2 separate regions of the Homo sapiens genome follow, and region 2 is linked to region 1. Evidence: chromatin loops called from intact Hi-C (ENCODE). Cell type or tissue: dorsolateral prefrontal cortex. All regions are shown on one strand. Each heading gives the region's core, and the rest is flanking DNA. Links, peaks and the distances in the headings are about the cores only.

Evidence for each region. A loop is a pair of places that touch in the nucleus more often than their neighbours do. Peaks named below come from ENCODE experiments on the same cell type or tissue, not always from the same donor. Only the 100,000 strongest peaks of a DNase experiment are listed, where the experiment ranks them.
Region 2: a loop joins it to region 1, with 2.5 times the contacts of the local background. A loop is called at or near these places in 2 of 110 quality-filtered maps.

Annotation. Positions count from the first base shown.
Region 1 is chr12:98,936,013-98,949,768 of GRCh38, forward strand. All of the region lies in intron 17 of ANKS1B (ankyrin repeat and sterile alpha motif domain containing 1B), which reads right to left. Among named protein-coding and RNA genes, the nearest start is that of APAF1, 300 kb to the left of the region's middle. In dorsolateral prefrontal cortex, for the core only: a CTCF peak has its summit at 3,553; a DNase peak (open chromatin) is centred at 3,539.
Region 2 is chr12:98,733,460-98,748,011 of GRCh38, forward strand. ANKS1B (ankyrin repeat and sterile alpha motif domain containing 1B) reads right to left here. Exons shown (of 27, transcript NM_001352186.2): 27 at 10,515-12,390. The coding sequence ends at 12,280. It overlaps APAF1 (apoptotic peptidase activating factor 1), which reads left to right. Exons shown (of 27, transcript NM_181861.2): 27 at 1-1,974. Among named protein-coding and RNA genes, the nearest start is that of APAF1, 95 kb to the left of the region's middle. In dorsolateral prefrontal cortex, for the core only: a CTCF peak has its summit at 10,090 (motif pointing left); DNase peaks (open chromatin) are centred at 8,735, 10,088, 11,431 and 12,400; H3K4me3 peaks cover 1,723 bases; H3K27ac peaks cover 7,913 bases.

The DNA of each region.
Region 1 (13,756 bases), core at 1-8,000:
AATTTCCTAAAATGCCTTCTGCATGATGCAAGAATGATGAAATTATATGCAATGTTCAGTTCGATTTTAGTGGTTAGCACAATTTATGGTATTTTATTGTTTAGGAAAGGGAGAGTAAAGAACATCTATTGAGAGTTTATTTAGTACTCATACCAGTCTTAGGGAGTAAAAATTATCTAACCCCACTTCACTGATGAGTATGCTTCAGTAAATTGCTAAAGTTCATGGAAAGCATATTCTGTGGCAATGTTAGAATTCAAACCCAGGTCCCCTGACTCCAAAGCCAATGCTGTCTCCATACTGCCATACCACCTTCTTTAAAAATGAACAATTTGGCTGGGCATGGTGGCTCATGCCTGTAATCCCAGCACTTTGGGAGGCTGAGGTGGGCGGATCATGAGGTCAAGAGGTTGAGACCATCCTGGCCAACATGTTGAAACCTCGTCTCTACTAAAAATACAAAAATTAGCCGGGCGTGGTGGCAGTTGCCTGTAATCCCAGCTACTCAGGAGGCTGAGGCAGGAGAATCACTTGAACCCAGGAGGTGGAGGTTGCAGTGAGCCGAGATCGCACCACTGCACTCCAGCCTGGTGACAGAGTGAGACTCTGTTAAAAAAAAAAAGAACAATTAATTCTTGTGTGTACATAATAGCTCTCTGTTAACTAAGGCTATTCTATTCTTCACTTGTTTCAAATAAATATCTCCCCTACTAGATCTCAATACAGTGGTCTTAAGTCAATTTAATCCCAGTAATGTTTTATAGTCATTTTCTCAGAATTTCTCTCATGTTCAGGTAAGGATTACATAATTGAACACAAAATTTTATCTTGTCTAAGTACTTCTGACTTCACAGGGAATTGTGATAAGGAGTATAACTCAGTGGAGATGATGTGGGATGGTAGGTGGAATGCTGGCCGTGGCCTTAGTAGTGATCTTAGTCCTTCCCCTGCTTTAAGTCCCTGTGTGACCCAGTGAGTTACTCTGTATCTTTAGGTCTTAGTTTTCTTACTATTTGCTCTATCTACCTCATGGGAGTTCTGTGAAGAGTAGATTAACTCACTTTTCCAACTCTCCCTATCTGTAGTTGTCTCAAAGTGGAGAATGCATACTCCAGGGATGAGCAGGATGGTTCATTCGGGTAGAGGAGGATGACATCAAGGAACACTTATAGGTGCTTTAAAATTTGTTCTTTTAAAATTTACGTTTTTAGCATATGTTTTATAATGTATGGACATAGCATTACATTTATGAAAACCATAAACACACAAACATATATTGGAGATATGTGCTTTTTTTTTAATTAATAGGGGTAGGTGATAAAAATGTCGAGGGCCTGGTGGCCTCCAGGATAAAGTCCAAATTCTTTAGTATGGCATTTATGTCCTCTGGGGACCCTCCAGCTTCATTTCCTCCCCCATTGCTTCTCCTTCTACTTAATGAACTGAACATACTAGTATGTTTTGTAGCTTCACTGTCTTTGCTTATACTACTCTTTTTGCCAGAGACTCCTGAAACCTCTCTCAGCCTCCCACCTTCCACTTGAAAGACTAATTTCTCAAGACTCAGCAAAGGAGTTATCTCCTGAATAAGCCCTTTCCTGAACCTCTCAGGTATGCCAGATCACTCCTTCCTTGGGCTTCCACTGTACTGTACACATGCCACCTATAAGCTGTGTGGAAGTGTGCTTGTTTGATTTCATTTACTAGTCTGTAGATCTCTGTATTACTCTACACTGCTATAAAGATACTATCTGAAACTGGGCAATTTATGAAGAAAAGAGGTTTAATTGACTCAAAGTTCCAAATGGCTGGGGAGGCCTCAGGAAATGTACAATCACAGTGGAAGGTGAAGCAGAAGCAAGGCACATCTTACATGGCAGCAGGAGAGAGAGAGAGAGAGAGTGCAGGGGAAACTGGCAATTTTAAACCATCAGATCTTGTGAGAACTCCCTCACGATCACTAGAGCAGCATGGGGGAAACTGCCCCCATGATCCAATCACCTCTTACCAGGTTCTTCCCTTGACATGTGGGGATTACAATTCGAGATGATATTTGGGTGGGGACACAGAGCCAAACCATATTAAGGGCAACTGCCATGGCTTCTTAAATCTTTTTTGTTTTAGAACCTAAAATGGTCCCTGGTATGTATTTCATAAATATTGATTAGCTATGCAAATAGCAAATAAGCTCTGAGAGTACTATAGCATGTTAAAATCTCCAGGCAAATGTTAATAGTTATTATTATTAACCTACGTTAAATTCTCATAGGTTTCAGTGGAATATCTTTATTAAAAATCTTAATCAAGTGACGTGAGCAAAACAATCCTAATTGACACCTGTAGACACTGGTTTTCAACCCCGGGAGCTTTCAAAAATATCAGTGCCCAGGCTCTGCTCATAGGGGTTTTGATTCAATTGGTATGGGATATGGGTCAGGCATCTGTGGTTTTTAAAAGCTCCCCAGATGATTTTCATGTGCAGGCAGGGCTGAGAACCATTGTTTCAAATGTCATGGATAGGAAAAGAAAGGTGCTTGGGAAAACCTAAGGCAGAGTGCTCTTCCTGAAAATGCAACTGCAGTTGTGAAAGCTTCTGTCTTTGTAAGGTTAAGATGTGTCCTTGGGGGAAGACACACACACACAAATTGCAGTTATTTATTGAGACCAGACTACTAAGTCACTTCGATGAAAACTTGAGAGCTTAAGACTCGCCAGCATGGGCTAAGAATAGATCACATTGCAGAAACCAGAACAGTTTCTTGGAAGGAATGGCTGAAGACATTGACAAAGGCTGAGCAGAGGATGAAATTGGGAAGTCACCCATCAACTATGGGGGTTGGGCAACGTGAAAATGTGCTTACCATTTGCAATGAAATGGAAAAGGCCTTGGTGAGAAGGCAGTGGAGATTAATGATAATAAGTCATGTTGAGTTTTAACAAGATAACATACAGGATAACAAAAAGGCAAAAGTTTATTAAGTCAGATCCTGATTTTGCAACTAACACCTTTTTTCCTCCCTCTCTTTTTCACCTTGAGACTGTTACAGATAGCTGAGTAAGGTGCCAAATTAGACTCGAACTGCATCTCAGGGTGAAAACTGTGAGTGAGCATCAGCTAATGTTATCCTAAAGTGTATGGAATTACAAGTTTCTATGAAGATGTTTTTGAGAAACCTTATTAGGATTAGTGCGTATGTTGTCAACATTGGATTTTCTAGAGAATCAGAGTGAATATAGCTGGTACATAAGCATTGTTAATTTGCATCATGGATATCAAAGCCTTCTTGATAGAAATTACCTATTTGCACTGCATACTAATTTGGGCATTGCTGCTCTGGAATTGATAAAAGTTTAGCCTATAAATTGGCTGAAGTTCCTTTTGTGCTAAGAAAGAATTTGCTAAGCAGATGCATAATGTGCCATTGGCCATTGCGGTTAATTTTTTTAAGAGAATAAATATTTCCAAGCACTTAAGTGCCATGTGTTACAAATCACACCACTCAGGGACTAGTTGAGGCTTCTTTTTTCCTTGAAGTCGGGCAGGCAGGACCTCTAGTGGCAATGGCTAGTTAGCAGTTAGATTTAGTGCTAATGTTTTAGAAAGTACAAACTGCACTTCTTTTAAATTCTGGTTGATAGACTTCAGGTTGATATTCCCCCCAATAATTTAAGCTTTGCACATTCTAATTCCCTGGTGTTCAAATTGTCACAAGTTCTTGCTGTGTACATATTTCTTGGAGGAACACTTTTAAAGAAAATGGCTTCAAAGATTCCCAGGCAAAGTGGACACCTGGACCTGTAAAAGGAACGCTGCCCCTAAGATGTGGAAAGAGGCCAACAAATGTTTTAATTGGTTCTTGACTTCAGTACTACTGACTTTTTCTCACATGGCACACTGATGCCCCTAAATACCCATTTGTCCTCTGAATTTGGTCTTTCAAACAAGGGTGAGAGATGATTTTGAGAGTGAGAAGAGAGCTGTTCTACTGGGGAAAAGGGCACAGGGAGGGAGTTTTGACAGGTATTTGTGGTGGCCACAGCCAGTGATAAAGCAAACACTGCAGCTGAGTTCAGGCCCCACTGTGAACGGGCCTGCAGTTACATCTCACTCCTCTCTTCTGTCAGTTGGGTCCCATGGGGTCCACTGGCAGGACCCACTCCAGGCAGGTGTCCCTGAGCCTCTCCTAACCACCTCTTTCTCCTCCATGTCTTTGCTCTCTATGTGGCGGGGGCAAGAGGGGAGCAAAGGGCAGTAGTGGCTTGTGTGCAGGCAGCCAGATGGGAGCCTGACCTTGGGTCACAGGCACACGAAAGGCACAGCCTACTGATGCACTATTTGGCCTGTGCTGTGAGGAGGGGGGTGCAGAGGGAGAGAGGAAGAGAGAAGAAAACTCCTTTCTTCTATCTCTAACCTAGGCATCTAGTGCATTTCAGTCCTGAATTCTTTCAGGGCTCAGCTGAAACTGTTACTTCAGAACCCTTCCCTGATCAAGGTCAGGCCTTCCACGGGCTTTTTGTAGCTTCCTGTGCTTGTCTCTACCAGCACTTATTATTATTACCATGAATTACTTGTGTAAATATTTATTATCTGTGTCAGTGGATGATAAGCTTCATGAGAGCAGAGATTGGTGTCTGTACTATTTATTTTTGTATTCTTATGCAGGAGGCCTGAGACAAAGTGCTAAATAAATATTTGTTGAATGAGTGAGTGAGGCAACAAATGAATCAATGAGATACACAAGAACATATGTATAAGAATGTTCTTTGGAAATAACCTAGAGTCTAGCAAGAGGGAAACAAATCATGGAGATCCATTTGTTTGAATATGTCATTGAAAGGCATATCTCAAAAAATATTTACTAACATTGAAAAATTCTCAGAATGTAAGGTTAAGAGAAAAAAGTAGGGACACAAAAATTGACATATGGTATGATTCCTTTTTCTTTTTTTGACATAAAGAAAATACAGAGAATTCTTACTATTCATGGTAGTTATATTCTATAAGGTCACTACAAACACTGAATTGCAAATACTGAATGATTGCACCTAGGGGAAATACAGAGTTAGGCTCCTGCAAGCCTCTGGTCACAATATTTTTGTCAACTGATCAATTTATAACCTTGTTTTATATGTGTTTCTGTTTAAAGACACCTTCTTTTAATATATATTATTGATTACTTAACATTGAAATCATGACCAACAGCACTGTCACTTATGCCTGAAAGAAGCTTATCTAATAACACACGTATTTTCTCAAGACACATCACAGTCTTGCTATGCTTTGGACACCAGACAGTGCTTCAGCTCCATGCTGCAGGCGATTTTAAACCACAAGACCACTAACAAAAAGCATATAAATATGAAAAATATAGCACTAAGTAGATCTTAGAAAAGATACTTGTTTACAGTATGAGAGCTGAAACAAGAAGGAGAGGCATCACCTTGTTTGACTTCGCCTGGGCATGTATGCATCAGCCAACTCAACCTTTTTGCTGCTCTGAGCATGTGCATGCCCACAAATAACTGAAATGCACTGTGAGTATTGATTTGCGGTTACAATTCAATTTTAGCAAGTAGGGGAATTTGCAAATACAAAATCTGTGACTAATGAAGATTGACTGTATGTCCTTAAAACAAAAAAAATCTCAGGGCAAATCTGCCCCTCGTGGTAGCGGGACTATGGTGACATAAACATTTAAAGATGTATCCTTTTCTTTAATTCCTCAAATTTCTAAAATTAACTTGTATTATTGTATAAGTAGGAAAATAAATATTATTTTTCTTTTATTAGGAAATGGCAAAATGTGATGGGCAGAATATATATAGAGAAAGGGTAGCAAAAATTTCTTTGGCCAGCTGTGGCACAGTAAGTTTAAACGTAAACAGCCAAAACTGTCAGTAGAGTAGTTTCAAAAACATATTGAGCCATAACTTTGAAATATATTTTGAGCCGGGCACAGTGGCTCACGCCTGTAATCCCAGAACTTTGGGAGGCTGAGGCGGGTAGATTGCAAGGTCAAGAGTTTGAGACTAGCCTGGCCAACATGGTGAAACCTCACCTCTATCAAAAATACAAAAATTAGCCGGGCATGGTGGTATGTGCCTGTAATCCCAGCTACTCGGAAGGCTGAGACAGGAGAATCACTTGAACCCAGGAGGCAGAGGTTGCAGTGAGCTGAGATCGCGCCACTGTACTCCAGCCTGGGTGACAGAGTGAGACCCTGTCTTGGTGGGAGGTGGGGGAGCGGGGGGAGGGGGAAGAAAAAAAGAAAGATATTTTGAATTCTCTCTTATATGACTTTTGTGAATGGCCAAAGTATCATTCTGTAGTCAGGAACAGGCTGACTTTTTGAGCCAGGGCTTCAAGCTGAACAGGAGAAAGAGACATAAGCATGAACAAGACCTATCTCTGCAAGCAGAGGTCAGCCACTTGACAAAGGCAGTGCAAAGGGGATGGCTTTCTCCGGAAATCCCTCGCTTCAGCTACTCATCCTCCACCTCCTGCCAAGTCTAGGTTAGGTTCCCCTCAGCAGAATGTCCTTCTCTGTTCTAGCACTCCCCACACTGTGTTGTCATTACCTGTATATGTCTGTGTTCCCAACTAGACTTTAAGCTCTATGAGGGCAAGGGCTGAATGTAGCTTGCTCACTATTGAATTACATTGCCTGACACATTGCTTTGCACGCAGTGAGGGTGAAGTAAATATTTGTTCAATATATAACGGAATGATTATGCATCAAACACCCCAACTGATAGCGACTCCTGTGAGAATCGTCCTCTTTAAATATAAGTCGGTGTCAGAAACAACGCCAAACCTCAAAAAAGAATATTGAAGAGTTCAAATGAGAAAATTCAAACACCCCAACAGACAGTGCCTCCTGTCAGAATCGTCCTCTTTAAATACGAAGCTCAGTGTCGGAAACAACACCAAATACAAGAATAGTGAGGAGTTCAAATGAGAAAATTTCAGTCTTAAAAAATAGACAAGATTTCATATACTCAGGCAAAAAGAGATAGAAATAAGAATCTGCCTACGTGTGAAAGGCAAATACAATTCCTGTTTCCTTTATCTTCTTACGATTGTACACCCTGTTCAACCATCTTTGGGCTTGTGATTACTGGGTAGTACACTGCTATTTCTTGAAGTGTCCATAAACACAGATAGCAGAGCTCAATTCCTGAAATGTGCTCCTGTTTGATAAGGTGGATTGGACTGGATCTTGTTCAGCCTTTAATCTACTTCCTTAAGCATCTGAGGATGTTCCAAACTCAAGGCTATTTCAGTACCTTTGTATTTGCAATGTATGATGCTTTAAAATGATAACTGTATTAACTTTCTATGGCCTTTATAACAAATTGCTGCAAACCTAATGGCTTAAAACATTGTAAATTTATTATCTTATAGTTCTATTTATCAGATATTTGCCCAGATCTTACTGGACAAAGATTAAGGTGTTGGCAGGGTACATTCTCTTCTGGAGGCTCTAGGAGAGAGTCCATTTCCTTGCATGTTTCATCTGTAGAAGGGGGGCTGCTTTCATTGTCTTGTGCCCACCTTCCTCCATCTTCAAGACCATCAGGCTGAGTTCTTCCCATGCTACCATCTCTCTGGTTCCCTCTTTTCATTCCCCCTTCCACTTTCAAAGACCTTTGTGTGATTAAGCCCAGCAAAATAATCCAGAATAAAAAATCTTATTTTAAGGCCAACCGTTTGGCAACCTTAATTCCATCTGCAACTTTAACCCACCTTTGCCGTCTACCCTAATATATTCACAAATTCTGGGGAGTGGGATGTAGACATCTTTGGGAGTTGATATAGTTTGGATGTTTGACTACTCCAAATCTCATGTTGAAATGTAATCTCCAGCGTTGCAGGTAGGACCTCCTGGGAGGTGTTGGGTTATTGGGGTGGATCCCTCGTGAATGGCTTAGCGCCATCCCCTTGGTGATGAATGAGTTCTCAGTCTATTAGTTCACACAAATGGGGGTTGTTTAAAAGAGCCTGGGCTGGGCACGGTGGCTCATGCCTGTAATTCCAGCACTCTGGGAGGCCGAGGCGGTTGGAACAACTGAGGTCAGGAATTTGAGACCAGCCTGGCCAACATGGTGAAACTCCATCTCTACTACAAATACAAAAACTAGCTGGGTGTGGGGGCACGTGCCTGTAATCCCAGCTACTGGGGAGGCTGAGGCAGGAGAATCGCTTGAACCCGGGAGGCAGAGGTTGCAGTGAGCTGAGATCACACCATTGCACTCCAGCCTGGGTGACAAGAGCGAAACTCCACCTCACAAAAAAAAAAAAAAAAAAAGCCTAGCATCTCTCTTGCCACATGACACGCTGGCTCCTTTTCACCTTCTGCCATGATTGAAAGCTTCCTGAGGCCCTCACCAGAAGCAGATGCTGGCGCCATGCTTCCTGTATAGCTTTAGAACCATAAGCCAAAATAAATCTCTTTTCTTAATAAGTTACTCAGCCTCAGGCATTCCTTTAGAGCAATGCAAATGGAAGAACACAGGGGCAATTGCTCTGCCTACCAAAATAAATGTACACACTATTATATATGCATACAAACTAGGAAATATAGTCATTTATATTTATCAGGATTCAAAATATCATGTCCCTATCCCAACTGTCTACTGTCTGTCCCCTCACTGCCCCTGAAAAAAAGAAAAATATCCTAAGATGCAAACACTCAAACCATGGAATGAAATACTCTTGGAGATAAAAAAGTCAAATACTTCTCTTGCTATGCGGATTTAAGAGAAACATCTCCACAGTATCAGTTGTGTGGGAGTTTATGTGTAGGAATCTAACTGCTCATGAGTTATCTCCATGAAGTCCCGCTCACAGTATGAATAGATGGGATCCTGTTATAATCTGCTTACTGTTTGCCTTGCAGTTGTGCATATAAATTATGTCTAAACCCTTTTCTTCTTAATCATTCTTCTTTCAGAAATTTTGTTTATCTTTCTAATTTGATTAGACAAGGCTCTCCTATCCCCCACTGCTTTTTTAACAGCACAGAGATAGCAGGAGGATTGATCAGTGACTGGAGATCCACAGGGGTGATAAGCTTTTCTGTATATTTATGTAGAAGGCAAAACACAGCAGAATGAGAAATATCAGATTCCAGATTTCATGTCCCATATGTCCCCATCCAACCCTGTATCATGCATTAAACAAATAAAAAGTAACAGAAGGGCCCAGCATGTTGGCTTCTGCCTATAATCCCAGTACTTTGGGAGATCGAGATGGGCAGATCACTTGAGCTCAGGAGTTCGAGACCAGCCTCGGCAACATGGTGAAACCCCATCTCTACAAAAATACAAAAATTAGGCGGGCGTAGTGGTGTGCACCTGTTGCCCCAGCTACTTGGGAGGCTGAGGTAGAAGGATTGCCTGAGCCCGGAAGGTGGAGTTTGCAGTGAGCTGAGATTGTGTCAATGCACACCAGCCTGGGCAGCAGAGCCAGACCCTGTCTCAACAAACAAACAAAAAAAAAAAAAAAAAAAAAAAAAAAAAGGGAGAGAGAGAGAGGAAATAAGTAACAGAACTAGCAGCATTTCATATTCCAGCTACCTTTTCCCCATTTACAAACTCCTGAGTCTGAAACATTTGTTATATTTGGTTTTGAGTGAAACCAGAATCAATAACAAATTTGTTTTGCATTCATTCCTCAATATATTTACTGCGTGAATATGGATCAGCAGGGATGGTGTGAGACTGCCACACTCAAGCTGGGCGTTTGTGCAATCCACATCAACACTTCCAATACTCTCAAGCAAGGCCAATAAATCATAAAGCTCATGTGCTACTGAATTCAGCACTTCACCATCGGCAAAATCAATGGAGATGCTTCCAGAATTTTCAGTTTTACAGCTTCTTGAACAAATCTTTTCCCCTAGTCCCTCTCTTTGTCTGTCTGGCTAAGGTTGAGGCATGGACACTGGGTTTGCCTCCTCTCCATCCACCTTCTCCATCCCCTTTTGAGAAATGACCACGTGGTTGAGGTCGATCTTGTAGTCAAGCCAATTGTGGTTTTTCCATCCCTATTCCCAGTGAGGCAACTTGTTGCATGTCATTCCCCTGGCAACCAAGACTGGTTCAGTTTGGGTTGATTCGATGCTAGCAGAAGTTTTTTGGGGCTTCTAGGTAAAGCGTCCTCATCCTTAAGTGAAAGTCTCAAAGAGTCATCTTTCCCCATCCCAAACTGATTCTAGAACTTCTGCAGGCATCTTATTATAGATCTGATGAAGTAACTGTCCTAGAAGAATCACAGGGAGGTGGAGCTCCTTCCCTATCCCTGCACTCACCTCTCCAGTTATGCAGGAATATATGCATTATTCTTTTGTTTGTTTAATCCTGTTTGAGTTGGAGTTTTTTGTTATATTTCCTCATTCATTCAACAAATAATTACAACTGTCTGCTGTGTACAGGCACTGCTTTAAGCAATGTGGATTAAAAGAACAAAAAGGGTTCCTGCCTTCCAGTAGGAAGAGTTTAAAAAGCAAATAATAAATCTAATAAATCAGGAAACTCAACAAGAACAAGATAAAGAACTAGAGAGTGACAGGAGCTATTGGGGGAAAGATGAGAGCAGCTGACTAATTTTAAATAGGGTGGTCAGGTTTCACCTCATTGAAAAATGTGATTTGGCTCACACTTGGAATCCCAGCACTTTGGGAGGCTGAGGCAGGAGGATTGCTTGAGCCTAGGAGTTCAAGACCAGCCTGGGAAACATAGCGATACCTTATCTCTACTGAAAAAAGCAAAAAAGAAAGTACAGGCATGGTGGCACACACCTGTAGTCCTAGCTACTCAGGAGGCTGAGGCAGGAGGACCACTTGAGCCCAGGAGTTCGAGACGGCAGTGAGCTATGATTGAGCCACTGCACTCCAGCCTGGGTGACAAAGCAAGATCTTTTCTCAAAAAAAAAAAAAAAAAAAAAAAAAAAAGTGTGTTTTGAGTAGACTTTTGAGTGAATGAGCATTTGTGGATATTTGGAGAAGAGTTTTCTAGGCAGAGGATACTGCCAACACAAATTCCCTAAGTTGGAAGCTTGCTTGGGAATGTGAGAGGAGAAAGGAGTGGTGGGAGTGAAGTGAGGGAGGGCAGGGGTTAACAGGGAGCCCTGTGGGTCTTTTAGCCCAGTGCAGAAGCATTTTGTTTGGCTTTGACTCTGATTCAAATGGGGAACCACAGAAGGCTTTTGAGTAGAGTGAAAAAGATCACTCTAGCTACTGTGTTGGGAAAGGATTTTGGAGCAGTAAAGGAAGGTGCAGGGAGCTGACTTAGAAGGCCACAGTCCCATGCCAGGCTGGAGATGCTGCAGCAGTGGTCCAGGGTTGTAGTGATGAAGGTGGTGAGCAGTGGTTTGGATTCTGGATATGTTCTGAAGGCAGAGCCAACAGGATTTCCTGAGTATAGGGGAATGTGGGAGAAAAGCAAGGAGTCAAGGATGACTCCAGCTGAAAGCAACCTAAATCATTAACTCTCAAATTTACCTGACTTGATTATCAGCTATTTACAACTCATGAATGTTACATACCATGGAGAAGTCCAACCCAAACACAGGGTTCACACGCAAACCAGTAATTTGATATTGAGGGCTCTACATGTTCCATTAATCACATCCCCCTACTTAAAATATTTTCCTTGGCTGCCTTTTAAGAATAAAGTTATTTTCCATAGTCTTTGAGAGTTAACTCAGGTAGGACCGAAGTGATGACCGTTCTGTCCTCTGCAGCAACGCCATTGCCCTTTATCCTTGTTGTGATGTGGTTTTCCTGTGTCTTCTGCTGCTAGATGTGATGACGATATCCCTCCTTTGTTGATGGACTCAGCATCTGTACATGGGATATTTTGACTCCAATTTTCCTGATGCATCATCCTAATTGTCTGGTAGTTACTGACTGTCACTTACCAACCGGTGTGAGATATTCTTCAGCTCTTCATCAGGAACAGAATTACAGCCTCTATCTTTAGAAATGATATATGCTGAGGATTATTCATGTTTGTAATTACAAATCTAGCAGAAGTGCAATTATTAAAAAAAAAACCCTTGGAAAGGACATTTTGTTGTATAACGCAGAACCTGCTGTTAGCCTCTTGTGCTGGTATTACTTTTGTTGCTGTAATTGCCACCTGCATTTCAGTTGTAATTTAACATTATCTGTCTTCTCTGTATCTTTCTACCTGATTGTAATTGTTAGGACTCCTGCCATTTATTCTTAAATACTTTCTTGTCTTTCTGAATTACTGGGCTATTTTCTATGATTATAACCTAAGAAACAGCTGCAGCAACCCTTGTTGCATTGTAAAAACTTCAGAGGGCTGGTTTATCTCTAGTTTAAAACCAGTGAAGCAAACAGTGGGGGGACCTTCGGAGGTCATTCACATAAAACCATCATTTTAAGAATGAAGAAACTGAAGCTTTTGAGTGATTAACTAAGTTGCTCATGATCATTTACATTCTTATTGTTATGCTGTACTCTGGAGTAGCAAGTATGGATATATATTCAGAGATAGGATCTTTTAAGTCCTAGCACTTTGCAATTTATGCTGATTAACCAACGACCTGCCAAACAGAGCTCAAGATGGGAAGGGAAGCGACACTAAATCCTTTTTTTGAGCCAGATACTGCTAGGTGCTTTGTATCATGGACCACATTGATATGCACAATAATCTGATGAGGTAGGAATAATTATGCCAATTTCTCTCTCTCTCTCTCTCTCTCTGTCTCTCACACACCCACACCCCCCCCCACACACACACATGCTGGGATTTTTGGGAGATTAAGCAACAGGCTCAAGAGCACACGGGTAGTAACTCTCAAATAGTAAGAACTGCTTGACTTTCCACCCTTTCTCTTTCTACCAAATCAGGAACAGAATAATGGATATCTTCCAAAGGGGTGAGATATGAGCATGAGCTACTTTTTTTTTTTTTTTTTTTTTTTGAGATGGAGTCTTGCTCTGTCGCCCAGGCTGGAGTGCAGTGGCGTGATCTCGGCTCACTGCAACCTCCCTCTCCTGGGTTCAAGGGATTCTCCTGCCTCAGCCTCCCAAGTAGCTGGGACTACAGGCACGTGCCAACACACCCAGCTAATTTTTTGTATTTTTAGTAGAGTCAGGGTTTCACTGTGTTAGCCAGGACGGTCTCGATCTCCTGACCTCGTGATCTGCCCGCCTTGGCCTCCCAAAGTGCTGGGATTACAGGCACGAGCCACCGCACACGGCCAGGTATGAGCTACTTTTAAGGCAGTTGGAAGCCCAAAGAGCTTGGGAAACCATGAAGACTAGGCCTCACAACTGCAGTTTTCTCAGGCCTATGCAGCTGCCTCCATCCTTTTGCTCTGAGCAAAACTGGACCTAGTTAAGCAATGTTGCCCAACTGTTAAAAAAGGAAGCTCAAAACTAGGAGGTAGGATGCCAGATAATTTGTTTAAATTTTTGATCTTTAAAATCTTGACTCTTTGAGCTTGTTTTGAGCCTCATTGGTCCAAAGTGGCTCAATCTGACTGAGGAAGGGGTTGGAGGAGGAAGGAATGTAAAAATGAAAGATCGGTGGGAAAAGGATACTGCCTTAGGTTGTCTGTAGGTAAATAAAGGTTTGACTCTATAAAAACTCTCTTCCTGAAATAATCAAGAATGCTTCACATCAGAAGCATCAATTAAATGGCTGCCTTCTTTTTGTTAATTCTTTAGTCTTTAGCTATTTCTGCTGTTGCTGCAGAGGCAGAGAGATGGTGAAAGAA
Region 2 (14,552 bases), core at 6,553-14,552, 200 kb before region 1:
TCTTGCACTATCACCCAGGCTGGAGTGCAGTGGCATAATCATACCTCATTGCAGCCTCAGACTCCTGGGTTCAAGCAATCCTCCTGCCTCAGCCTCCCAAGTAGCTGAGACTACAGGCACGAGCCACCACACCCAGCTAATTTTTAAGTTTTCTTGTAGAGACAGGGTCTCACTATGTTGTCTAGGCTGGTCTTGAACTCTTGGCCTCAAGTAATCCTCCTGCCTCAGCCTCCCAAAGTGTTGGGATTGCAGATATGAGCCACTGGCCTGGCCTTCAGCAGTTCTTTTTGTGAAGTAAAACTTGTATGTTGGAAAGAGTAGATTTTATTGGTCTACCCTTTTCTCACTGTAGCTGCTGGCAGCCCTGTGCCATATCTGGACTCTAGTTGTCAGTATCTGAGTTGGACACTATTCCTGCTCCCTCTTGTTTCTTACATATCAGACTTCTTACTTGAATGAAACCTGATCTTTCCTAATCCTCACTTTTTTCTTTTTTAAAAAGCAGTTTCTCCACTGCTAAATGTTAGTCATTGAGGTGGGGCCAATTTTAATCATAAGCCTTAATAAGATTTTTCTAAGAAATGTGAAATAGAACAATTTTCATCTAATTCCATTTACTTTTAGATGAATGGCATTGTGAATGCCATTCTTTTAATGAATTTCAAGAGAATTCTCTGGTTTTCTGTGTAATTCCAGATGAGTCACTGTAACTCTAGAAGATTAACCTTCCAGCCAACCTATTTTCCTTTCCCTTGTCTCTCTCATCCTCTTTTCCTTCCTTCTTTCCTTTCTCTTCTTTTATCTCCAAGGTTAATCAGGAAAAATAGCTTTTGACAGGGGAAAAAACTCAATAACTAGCTATTTTTGACCTCCTGATCAGGAACTTTAGTTGAAGCGTAAATCTAAAGAAACATTTTCTCTGAAATATATTATTAAGGGCAATGGAGATAAATTAATAGTAGATGTGGTTCCCAGAAAATATAATCAAAATTCAAAGATTTTTTTTGTTTCTGTAACTGGAACTAAATCAAATGATTACTAGTGTTAATAGTAGATAACTTGTTTTTATTGTTGGTGCATATTAGTATAACTGTGGGGTAGGTCGGGGAGAGGGTAAGGGAATAGATCACTCAGATGTATTTTAGATAAGCTATTTAGCCTTTGATGGAATCATAAATACAGTGAATACAATCCTTTGCATTGTTAAGGAGGTTTTTTGTTTTTAAATGGTGGGTCAAGGAGCTAGTTTACAGGCTTACTGTGATTTAAGCAAATGTGAAAAGTGAAACCTTAATTTTATCAAAAGAAATTTCTGTAAATGGTATGTCTCCTTAGAATACCCAAATCATAATTTTATTTGTACACACTGTTAGGGGCTCATCTCATGTAGGCAGAGTATAAAGTATTACCTTTTGGAATTAAAAGCCACTGACTGTTATAAAGTATAACAACACACATCAGGTTTTAAAAAGCCTTGAATGGCCCTTGTCTTAAAAAGAAATTAGGAGCCAGGTGCGGTGGCACGTGCCTGTAATCCCAGCTCCTTGGGAGGCTAAGACAGGAGGATTCCTTGAGCCCTGGAGTTTGAGTCCAGCCTGGGTGACATAGCAAGACCCTGTCTTAAAAGAAAAATGGGAAGAAAGACAAGGTAACATGAAGAAAGAAGAGATACCTAGTATGATGGAGCTGCAAATTTCATGGCAGTTCATGCAGTCGGTCAAGAGGAGGATTTTGTTTTGTAGTTTGCAGATGAGCATTTCTAAAGCATTTTCCCTTGCTGTATTTTTTTGTATTATAAATTACATTGGACTTCATATATATAATTTTTTTTTACATTATATGTCTCTTGTATGTTTTGAAACTCTTGTATTTATGATATAGCTTATATGATTTTTTTGCCTTGGTATACATTTTAAAATATGAATTTAAAAAATTTTTGTAAAAATAAAATTCACAAAATTGTTTTGAAAAACATTTTTGGATTGTTTCATTCTTTGCTTGTCATTTATCTGTTGATTAGACCACTAAAGTGAAGGATTCAAGCTAAATACATCAACCTTTCTATTTAGGCTTTATCAGCTATATGTAAATTCAATTCTATCAAAATTTTCTGAGTGCCTCCTCAGTGTGTCTCTCTGATGGTTCCTGCCCGGTATGGCTGGCATGAAGAAGATCCTGTAAAAAAGAGAATTCATTTATTTATTCACTTAGTTTGTTCATGCATTTGTTTAATAAATATTGAGATGTACCATGTGCCTGGCATTGTGGTAGGTATTGGGAACACAGGAGTGAGCAAAACAAAAGTCTTGCTCTACTGCAGTTAAGGGCCAGGGAGAGGCAGAAAAAGTAAATAAGTAAAATCTATAGTGAATTTGGTGGTATGTACAAGCGGAGGGGAAGGGGTTACGGTTTTAGATGGACTGGCTCTTTCAGAAGCTGACACTTGTACAGACCTGAAAGATGTGAGGAAGTGAGCTATGCATCTGTCGGGAAACCATTCTGAAGGATACAGCAGGTGCAGACTCCAGTGGGATGGTTGGTGTATTCTGGGAGCAGCCAGACGGCCCATGTGGCTGGAGAAGGGTGAGTGTGAGGAGTCTAACAGGAGAGGCAGAGAGGAATTGGGGTAGCACCGGAGGCTGCCTCTTAGGCCACAGTAAGGACTTCACTTTTGACTCTGGGAGCCAGTGTAGGAGTTTTGAGCAGTGGTCTGATTTAAGCTTTAACGAATCACCCAGGCAGTGGGAATCAACTGAAAGGGGAACCAGTGAGAAGCTTTTGTAATCATCCGGACAAAATGAAGGTGGGCCAGACTAGGGTGGCAGCAGCAGAGCTTGTGACAAGTTGGATTCTGGACATATTTTGAAGATAAGAGTTAATAGGATTTGCTGATGGATTGGATAAAGGTTGTGAGAGAGACAAGAAAAGAATGATGCAAGGTTTTAGCCTGAGCAACTGGAAGAAGAGAGTTGCCGTCAGCTGAGATGAAGACAATGAAAGCAGCTTTGCGGACGCGGTAAGTTTGAGATGCCCGTTAACGAGACATCCAGGTGGGGATGCTGAGTAGGCGGGATGCAAGGCTCTGGAGTTCATGGGAAAGCTCCACCAGGAGGTAGAAATCTGAGAGTCATCAGTGAATTGATGGTATTTAAAATCAGAGGAGTAGATGAAATCAGCAGTGAAGTGGGTGTAGATAGAAAAGACAGGGGGCCCCAAGACTGAGTCCAGGGCAGTCTGGAGATCAGTGGGATGAGGGATAAGCCCAGGAGACTAAAAAGGACCAGCAGAGACTAAGAGTTGCAAATTAGTGTGGTAAGTACAGTGAATGCAGCAGGCATGGGCCCCTTAACGTCTTCTTGTCTGTAGTCCTTGATCAGTCTGCTCATTCACCCACCTATCTATCCTGTACTCCTTGAGCATCTGCATGCCAAGCACTGTTTTAAGCAGCAGAGGAAGCAATAAGTAAATACATTTGAGTTGTTGAGAGATCATGGGGACAACAGATGATAAGAAAACAGGACAGTATCAGCAGTTGTCTTATCTGAAAAATGAGGATCCGTTCCTCCCTCCAGATTGTTGTAGGATTTAATGAGATAAAGCTCCTGAAGCACTTATCTCATTGCCTGCACTAAGAGACCGCTCAGGGGACATTCTGCAATGCCATTTGAGCTCCCTCCTCTTTGCCTGGCAACAGCCCCAGCTGCCATCTCTGCCTCCAGTTGTGCCCTTCTGCATGATCTTTCCAGAGCACTCATCTGAATCACATTAAACTTCTCTGTTTAAACTTTGTGTTTACACTTCTGTTTAAACCCTGGACCTGCTCCAAGTTCTCTTCTGTAGCTTTGTGTACACTGTTTTCTCTATGCTGTCCTCTCACCGATTTTCTTTTCCCCGCTAACTCCCTATGTTTCACAAATTCTTTAAGATGACCCTCAAGAGCTGAAGGGCTGCCCTGCCCTCTCCTAGCATTCTCTTTTCTCTGTCATGGCTTTTGTTGTTTTGGAATTGCTTGCTTATTGAGGTCCCCAGTAAATCGTAAGCTCCTTGAAAGCCAGGACTGTATAGAGTCTAACATGAGCCTAGCATTGCAATGAGGGCCTCAGTAAACACTTGTTGGATGACTGGAATTCATCTCCTGAGTTCCATGGGATGAATTTGCCCACGTGTTCATAACACAGTCTATGTTCTTCCTTTCCATAAGGATATCATGAGGCTGTCAAATGAAGATGTAGCATATCACCAGCATTTTATCTTGCCGTTTTAGTTTGGCCTTTTTCTGTGAAACATCATTAGGGGAAAGTAAAACTTTACTTGGACAAAAGAGGTTTGCTACCAAATTATATAAAATGAATAAACATATCCCTGGAGTGTTTAAGTCAGCAAGTATGGCCATCTATTATTCCACAGACATTTTATATTATAATTTACTCACTGAACTTTAACGAAGGAGAAAATGATTTTCTAATAATTCTTAGTCTTTGAAGATTGTCACTGGAATACATTCCTTGCTCATAACCACTCCCCTTGGGACCGTGGATATACTATACAGTTATTAAAATGCCTGAATTAGAAAATCTGCTGCTCTTGGGCTATGAGTTTAACTATAGAAGAATTACTGTATATGCTCACACGAGAGGGGCAGAAGAAGGGGGTCACATTTGAGACGTAGCAGAGACCAGGCCTTTGAAGTCCTCTGGCATCAACAATGACTTGCTCCTGAGTCAAATGATGTGAGAAAACCAGAATTTGGGAAATTTTCATTTCAATTAAGATTCAGGAAAATGAGTCACTGGTGTTCTTTGTAAATTCATTTATGAGGTCAGGCCCCCAGAACTGGGAATGCTCCTTATCACATAGAAATGAATAGAAAAATCTGCCTCTGTAATTTCCATCACCCAGGGCTAGAATATGTAACTAGAGAGGGTGGTCGAGGCCTGAGTTTGGGTCTGGGGGTTCAGAGCAACCGATCAAACTGGAAAACTGAGCAGGTGAGTGGAGACTCCTGCTGTTCTGAGGAGCACACGTTCGCATTCATTCAAATGTTTATCGCCGCTCCACTCGAGGCACTGCCCAACTCTCATTTATCTTCACAGAAGTTGAGTGGATCTGCAGACTGCAGCTTCAGTTTTTAGATAGAGGAAGAACTAAACCCCAGCAGCTAATCGGTGACAAAGCCAGGGCTAGAATCCAAATCTGCTATTCTTTATAGATAGAAAGGCCAAGACTCTTAGGCTTGTAAGTCACCTGTCAGTCACAACTGGAAGTAGAATACTCCTGGGTTCAGTGGCAGATGACATCAGCCTAGGGGTCATAAGGCTTGGTTTCACTAGCTGGGGAAAGTCATCCAATAGCTTACGTGATGGTTTTGGAGATGTTCTTATATTCACCTTCAATTAGCAGTGAGCCCTTCACTAAGCCCTTCATCTTGGGCTTATTGCCCTACTTGCTGTCAATTAACCTCTGGAGACACACCAAGTCTTTTAGAAGGAAGGAAGGGAGCTACTATTTTTTGAGGGCCTTTTATGTGCCAAGCCCACAGGCTGGGCATTTTCCATACGTTATTTAACTGAATCATAACAGTGCTGCAAGGTGTTATCTCTTTCATAGGTGTGCAAACAGATGCAGAGAGGTTAGGTTTCCAGGGCCCCACAGCCAAGTGGTGGAGCTGGGTTTCTGGTCCACGGCCTTCTGTCTCCACTGGGTGACACTCCCTGTACCTTCTCATTGAAGCCCCTGGGCTAGAGGGTCCAAGAGCATCACTTCAGTTCTGCATTTCATTCGTTACTCACTTGCATCAGGACAGATGCATCACTACTAAGCTCTCGGAGAAGGCATCAGATGCTGTCTGCTCCCAAGGAGCTTCTACTTTTGGTAGTCTGCTTAACTTGTATCTGTGCCTGTAGAGATTGCTCTTTGAAAAAAGCAGCAGGAACATTCTGATAGAAGCCAATGGATGGGACAGGTGGGGGGAATGCGTTGGATTTGCCAGCACCTGGCCACTGCCCAACCTGCTCTCAATTCTCAGATGATTCAGGTATTGAGCAAGGAAGGTAGCAGAGCTACTGTTGCCTTCCCTTTGGGGAAGCCTGTTTCTACTTTGAAACTCTTAAGGGATTCATTTCAAATTAGTGGCAGGCCTTGGTTAGTGGATCTGTGTGCTGTCTTCTGCCATCTTGATTGCATCTCCCCCCTTCTCCTTTTCCTTTCATTTGAAAAAAGATGCAGCCCCTCAGAGCCTCACTTTCCTGATTTGTCAAATAGGGAACCTAATGTACAAGGCTTTTGTGGGGCTTAGAAAAAACATGTCAAGAATCTGATATAGATCTCAATAAACAGCATAATACTTATCTTTCGTCCCAGTTACAAACCCCCATTCCTGTACTGCCCAAATCTCCATGATTCACAAATTGCGACCCTGCTGCTTCTGCTCCATGGCAGACACCTAGCTCCAGGCACCCTCCTCTACCACCTCCTTCTCCTTATGGCCATTGGCTTTTAGGAGACAGACATTGCTTACTTAGCAGGAAAGCTGTCACCTGCTTTCTTTTGAACTATCCCGAACTTGATTCTCTTTGGGCGACGCATACACCCATCAAGTGGTAAAGAAGACTGGGAATGAGGGGAGAAAAGACCCTGGGCTTGTTGCTGGGGCCAGTAGCTTGGGAGTGTGGTGGTATGTGTGTGGCTTTGGCTGTCAAGTGGATCTAAGTTCAACCCTGGCTACACTGACTTTCCAGCTGTGTGACTTCAGCAAATGGGTTAATCTCCTCAAGGATTCACTTCCTAGGGAGGCTTTAAATGTCCCCGGGTGATTCCAGTGTGCAGTGGAGGTTGAGAGCCAGCGCCCTCTACTCTCACCCTTGATGCCCAACCAACTCATTGCCAGTCTCCTCCTTTAGCACAGCCCATGATGCTGCGATGTCTGCCAATGCAGCATGCCCCTTTGTGCCTGCTCTGCCCATAACATTCTCAGGAGCTTGCTGGACAGCACAGATGTTTGGTGTGCATATTAACCCAGCTGTGGGGATCTTTCCTGCTCAGGTTTGGTGGCTAATTTATAGAGCAGCTCTGTCAGGATGATCACCAATCCCTCTTACAGGCACTGCTTTCTCTGTTCAAGTGTCTCACATGTGTGTGCTTGTGTTTGCCTTTTAGCTATTACTGTGATGATTCCCAATGTAGTAGACACTGCCAGTGACCACCGCAATATCCAATCTCCCCCTTTTCCTCACTAACAACCCCTGCATTGTTGGGGGCTGCAGTGTGCTCAGCTAAAACTAACAATTGCAGCCACATTTTCCATCCTCCTACATAGGGGTGGCCAATAAGCTGTATGCAGAAGTTGTGGGGTGGAGCTTCCAGGAAAGCTCTTAAAAGTCTGCCTTATTCAGCTGGACAATGCTTCCATCCTATGGTCCTTACCATCTTTTCTAATGCCTGGAATATGTGTGTGCTGGAGGATGCTCCAGCAGCCATTTTGTGACAATGAGGCAATCTTGAGGCTAAAAGCCACTTCCAAAGGATGGCAGAGTAGAAATATAGAAGGATCTTGAGATTTCAATGATATCATAAAGCTACAATTCCAGCTCTGTACTGCCTATCTCTGAAGTTCATGTTACATGAGGGAAAATTCAACCCCTGCCTCGTTTAAGACATTGTTATTGCTGGTCTTTGCTACTAGTTCTTTAGTTCAATTCCTAACTGATACTTCCCAAAACAAACCTGGTGAATAACAGCAATTCAACAAATGTCACCGACCCCTGAATCTCTGCCTCCTCCACCCACTCACCCCAGCTACAAACACTCTTTCTTTCTCCTGATGAGTAACCGGGCATCTAGCTGTAAGGTTGCTGAAGCTTTGTGGAATCTCAGAAAGTCATAAAGCTACTGAACAAGTTCACAAACAAGTGATGCATAGACCACACCCAGCCCACAGATGAGTTCTGTGTGGCTCACACTTATTTTTTAAAACTGGGTTTGCTGCCAACACTTCAAAACCCAACGATTTTGCGTGAAAATCCAGATTTCTTAGAAAATCTGTGGACCCAGGGTCTTCCTTTCTGCCTGGCAACAATCAGCTGGAACTCAGCAGTGGTTGCCCCTGAGATGAGGCACAGCCCCATCCCCCTCACTCATGTCACCTGTATGGCTTGGAAGGCATGTGAGTTTGCAACCTGCTCAAACCCACACCCCAGAAACGGCCCGCTAAAATGGGATTTCAGAATCCACTTGTACCTTTCTTCTTTCTCAGTCTCCCCTGACTCAACACAGCACACTGGCATTGTTTTTTTCCTCTCAGACAACTCAGCATGCACTTTTGAGAATCAGAGAGAAATCCGCCTCTCAAATGTCAGAAAACAGCTGATGCTGCCTCTTACTTGGGGGCCTTTTGACTTCCCACGTGTCTTACTGCCACTTGAGAGGGAGGGCTGCAGGCAGGCAGGCTCCCTGGGGAGCAGCTGTTGGGATGCTTGATTGAGGCCCTGAGACAGCCAGAGGACAATTAAATTGGGTATTGAATATGAATTGCTTTGAATGGTTTTTATTACCACATTGTGAGCTGACTTTGGTTGTAAAATCTGACTCCATCTCTTGCTCTTACTGTGGTGATGAGACAGAACTTCAAGATGTCTTAAATAGCAGGGCTTGGAACATGCATATTAGCTCATCTGTACTCGTGAAGTCTGTCATCTGATACCCGCGCTCCTCCACTGTCTGAACCAAGTTAGGAGCCCTGATTAAACCTCCGCGGCTGCAGTCGCCACCTTCCGCCGGGGTGACCCCATTGGAGATGACAAATGAAGGATGTCTTATTTCAGCCTGATGTGTAAGTCTTCACAGCACTGGTCGTTAACTACTCTTGGAAAGTTAAATGCCCATGCAGCTTTTTTTTTTTTTTTCCCCAAACAAACATAGGTCTCTGAGGTTTTGGAGAGAAAAACAAAAACTGTTTTAATAATAATTTGTAGCTATGCTTTTTGATGAGTTGCACACTGAGTGCAATATGTTGGCTGCAGAATGACCATCTTTGCAGAAGCAACTCTAAGGAAAGTGATGCCACGCTAAGCACAGAGTGAGTTCTCAATAAGTAGACCGACTTGAGCGGAAGACAGAAACAGTTAAGTGGAGTTGGCATTTCCCTGGTTGGCACCAAGGTCTCAGGGTTATTTCGACCACAAAATTAAGTTCCAGCTCCTAGCTACTAACAGAGTCACAATATGCAGCATGGTGATGGTCAAAAGGCCTGAGCAAGTTCAAAGCGCCGTCTCTGCCGGCTTTGGAACCGGTTTCTGTGGGAAGCAGGACTCTGTTGCTGGGGCAGGCAGATGCTTGTGTCCATTTGCCTAGAGGCAGTAAATGTGGGGCTGGCTGGCTGGCTGTTGGGGAGCTAGGACTGGAATATGGGGTGGGCCAGTGGGCCTTGCTGCATGTAGACTCTGTGCTGGCTGTGTTGGCTAGTTAGTTACCCAACTTTATTTCAAAAAATGTGTTTCGAACCTTCAGATCGACTAGCCTATCTAAAAAGAGAACTTAGAAAGTTATTTTTTTTAAAAAAAGTCTTCTTCCTACGGATTTCCTGAACATGGCCATTATATTCTAATTCTCTTGAGGCTAGATCACTTATCAAATTTTCATTTCTTTTCAGAAGTAATTAGGAGTGATGCTACCTTGAATCCAGGTGTGAATTTTTATTGATTTTTGAGGATTTGGCCACGTGTTCCTTTATCCAAGCCTGTCTTCTGCTCCATCTTATCCAAACAAACATTGAACCAGCAATATTCCCAAGTATTCCAACTTGAGAAAAATCTTGTGTGTCTTGAGAAAAATCATTTCCATGACTTATTAATGAACTAACTAGGGATAATTTTCATAGGGTTCGTTAACTCAGATTTATCATAGAATACAATTTAATAAGAAACAATTAAATGGAGTAATTGAATTCAAGTCCTTTTTTGAGTAATGATGTTAGCATTCAATGACCCCCCCTGCCCATGGTTATTGAAGTTATCAATGTATCAATTTTCCCCTTGAAGAAAATCAGCTGCAAATCTCTTCGTCAATGCATGGGCCGCCTCTCATCTGCCCCCTGCAGGCCTAGCCCTTCCTTTTCCCGTCCCTGCTCTGGTCTATGGGGCTGCTGTGTGTATAGAAAAAAATGAAAGGACTGATGACCATGTAGATAATGTTTTTCCAAACATACCATCGAGGCTGTGCTACAAAAGTGATCCAGTTTGGTGGTCCTTTCTCTTTTAGAGATGCCTGTTTTGACAATTCCTCCTTACAGTCTGCTTTAATATTTAAAAGAAGGCAGTGGGGGCTTTAGGTTAAAATTAAAGTTTCAGAGGCCTGTGTATCTTTCTCAGACTGGTTGAACTTGGAACTGTGCAACTTTTCTCAACAATTTTGCCAATTAAAAAAGTCCCTTTAGCTGTAGATGCTGAGAAGGCTGGGCCTTTGGTTCTGCTCCTAAATGGGAGTGGGGAAGGTGCTCACAGAACGATGCCAAGCACCACTGCTGTACAACTTCTGTTTTATTTTTGTGTGCTTTTTTTATAGGATATAAATAATGACAAAAATTACAAAATTTATAACTGGAAGCCCAAGCTTATTTACACATATGCTTCTGTTTCAGCAAAGCTCCTATTAACTTTGCTCCTATACAATTGCCTCCTGGTACCATATTTTAGTGTTATTTAACTCTCATTTTGCTACATACATATCAACAGTGAATAGGCAAAATATATACAAGGAACTGTTCAGTTCAAGTAATTTAATATTGTATTAAAATTCTTCAACACTGAACTAAAACCGTATACATTTGTTAGTTTGAAATAAAATGTAGTTATTCTTCAAAACTCACCAACTGATGAATGTAACTGATCATCTCAGTTAGGTTTAAAATAATGTCAGTTAATAAAAAAACATTAAGACAATTCCACAATTTATCAATATCGCTATAATGAACTTCAAAATGATTCACAATATGATTGTTAGAACAATATACATTAAAATGTTATTTTTTTCTATAATGATATTGGTACTGTTTATATAATTTGATTCTACATAAATATACATTATGGTATCATACAAATACTCCACAGAGACATTAAAAAATTAAAATACCTTAAAGAAATGTAAGTAAATTTTATTTAATCAAATAGTAAGCAAACTTTTTTTTTGTTTGTCTCAAGAAAAGTTTTATTACTTTGGAATTTCTTCTTTTTTTTTTTTGTATTTATTTTTTCTAGAAAAAGAAATTTTTGCAATAGAATTTTATTAACACCTTTCTCAAACAAGGTTTCCATGACAGAAATCTTGACAGCAGGAGCACTAGATTTTTTTTTTTTTAACATGTTCTTTAAAACACTGTGAAGATTAAAAAACAATCTTGGCAGGCTGATGGCTGCGTCAGCACTTCCGGGCCTCCTGCTCTAGGGAGCATCACCAGTATTTTGCCACCACTGAGCCAGTCCTCTTGGTAGTAGCAGTAGAAATTTAATTATTTGAAATGAAACCAGAAACATCCCTCGCAACTAACCTAGTTTTCTTATCAATGCATTAATGAAACATTCTTTTAATAAAAATATTTAATACAAGACACATTTTGCTGTGCATAATAAATTCCTCTGCTTTGAATCATTCTTTCCTTTTGAACCAATCATTTGGTTGAAAGGTTTTCTTTCTCTGACATAGGTGATTACATATAAAATCCACAAATATAGAAATGGGGAAACAGAATCTCCTGGCAATCATATCACGGGAGTTGTTTTTGTCCTTTTGCATTAAACGATACTCAATGATAGAATGATTTTACAGATGCTTTGGAGGTGGGAGGGGTAGTGCTGCTCTGATTTCACCTTTAAAACTGCTGACAGTGAAAGCATACTTTTAGGCAGTATTAGAGATCCCCTTTACTTTTTTTTTTTTTTTTTTTTTTTTAAAGAAAAGGTATTATTTTCCCCAAATGAAGCAAAGCAAGTACTGGGGCGGAGTCATCAGAAATACCTTGGGAGGTGGTGGGGAGGGGAGTCGGGAGCATCAGGGAAAACCCATCTCAACTCACGCCTCTCAGGGGTTGCGACTGGAAAGTCTTGCGTTTTCCATCACTGGTGCAGAAAGAACTTCCCCAGGAATGGCCAGTGGCCTTTCGCCCGTAACAAGGCCGCACGCTCAGAGCAGTCTTCCTCCTGGGCTGGGTGGACGCGGAGGCGCGAAGGAAAGCCTGCTCCGGGACCGCTTGGCGAGCAAGGCACCGCGAGGACAGGAGGACGGCGAGTATCAGAAAATCGTGGTTTCATACTTGGTATTAATGCCCCTCTTGGCTTCTTGGCCCGGCTCCACAATCCACGGTAGATTGGCCAGAGTCTTTTGCTCAGATGGGTCGATCTGCTTTAAAACAGAAAGGCTGATGCCTGTTATACGGTCGCCGCGCGGGTGCGCGCATGCACGCGGACGCCGCTGGCGAACCCACGCGAGGCCCCTCGCCCCAGGCGCGGGGCGGCGATGCTGGTCTAGGCGGCTCGCGGGCTCGCTCTTTGGACACACATTTACCGCATACCGACTCTCTGCAGGGCACCCTGAGGGTGACGGTGAATAAGGCACAGCCCTTGCCCTTGTGAGCACACAGACGGGGAGCAGACAGAGGCGGATTTCAGTGCTGAGAGGTGAGATACGAGGGGAAGAGAGGGCACCATGTGGGCACACACACCTTGGGAGCCAGGGGGGCTTCCTGGAGGAGGTGAATCAGGCATGCCACTCCCCGGCTCTCACTCTCCAGTGGTTTCCATCACAGTCAGTCAGAACAAAACCCGAACTCCTCACCGTGACCTCCAGTACCCCTGCCCACCTGATTTTTCTGCTGCAGCCACACAGCTTCCTTGCTCTTCCTGCCCGCCAAGCCCACGCCCAGGGCCTCTGCGCTCATCATCTGCTCTGCCCGAGTTCCCTTCTCCAGACACCTGCATGCCTCATGCTCTAATGCCATTCAGGTCTCTGCTCAAATGCCACTTCCACTGGCACCTGTATTCCTAGAAGCCTTTCCTGTTTACTCCTACAAAAAGCACCCCAACTTTTCTGCTCTCCTCTTCTGCCTTATTCCTGACAATACTTATTGCCGCTATGCGTCATCACATATTTATTTGTTCATCCTCCACTGCCACGTATGCTCATGGAGGCAGGATTTTGTCTGTTTTCATCACTGCCATTTTCTCCAAAACGCAGAAAAGCTCCTGGCAACCCCGTAAATAATAGGCACACAATAAATACTTGTTGAATAAATGGTATCAAAAGAATGAGGTAATATTTAAATGGACAGCCGAAGGACCAGCAAGTATTTGCCTGAAGACAGGAGGAGGGGGCATTTGAAGTAGATGAAACAGCACATGCAGCAGTCCCAGAATAATCTATACAACAGAATGAAACACAGCCTCATCTTCCACTATATACAGAAATCAACTCAAAATGGATTAAAGACTTAGAGGGAAGACCTGAGACGATGAAAGAACTGGAAGAAAACATTGGGGAAACACTACAGGACATTGGTCTGGATAAAGATTTTTTGGGTAAAATCTCAAAAGCACAGGCAACGAAAGCAGAAAGAGACAAATGGAATTACATCAAGTGAAAAAGCTTCTGCACAGCGAAGGAAACAATCAACAAAGCGAAAAGACAACCTACAGAATGGGAGAAAATATTTGCAAAGTATCCATCTGACAAGGGATTAACAACCAGAATAAATAAGGGACTCAAATAACTCAATAGCAAAAAACAAAAATAAAAAACAAAAACAAAAACAAAACCAACTCAATCTGATTAAGTAACAGGCAATAGAACTGAACAGGCATTTCTAAAAAGACGACATACAAACGGCCAACAGGTATAGGTAAAAATGCTCAACATCACTAATCATCAGGGACATGCAAATGACAATCACAATGTGATACGATCTCACCCCCGCTACTATTGAATGGCTAGTATCAAAAAGACAAAAACTAATGGATGCTGATGAGGCTACAGAGAAAGGGAAACACTTCTACACTGTTGGTAGGAATCTAAATTAGGAAAGGCACTATGGAGAATAGCATGGAGGGTCCTCAAAAAACTAAAAATTGAGCTACCATATGTTCCAGCAACCCCACTACTGCGTATATATACAAAAGAAAAGAAATCAGTATATCAAAGAGATATCTGCACTCCCATGTTTATTGCAGAATTATTCACAGCAGCCAAGACATGGAATCAAACTAAGTGTCCATCAATGGACGAATGGGTAAAGAAAATGTGGTATATATACACAACGGAATACTATTCAGCCATAAAAAGAATGAGATCCTGTCATTTGCAGCAACATGAATGAACTGAAGGTCATTATGTTGAGTGAAATAAGCCAGACACAGAAAGACAAATATTGTATGTTCTCATATGTGGAGGCTATAAAAAGTGGATCTCATGGAGATTGAGTAGAATGGTGGTTACCAGAGGCTGGAAAGTGAAGAAGGGAGAGTAGGGATGAAGAGAGATTGGTTAATAGGTACAAAAATATGGTTAAATAG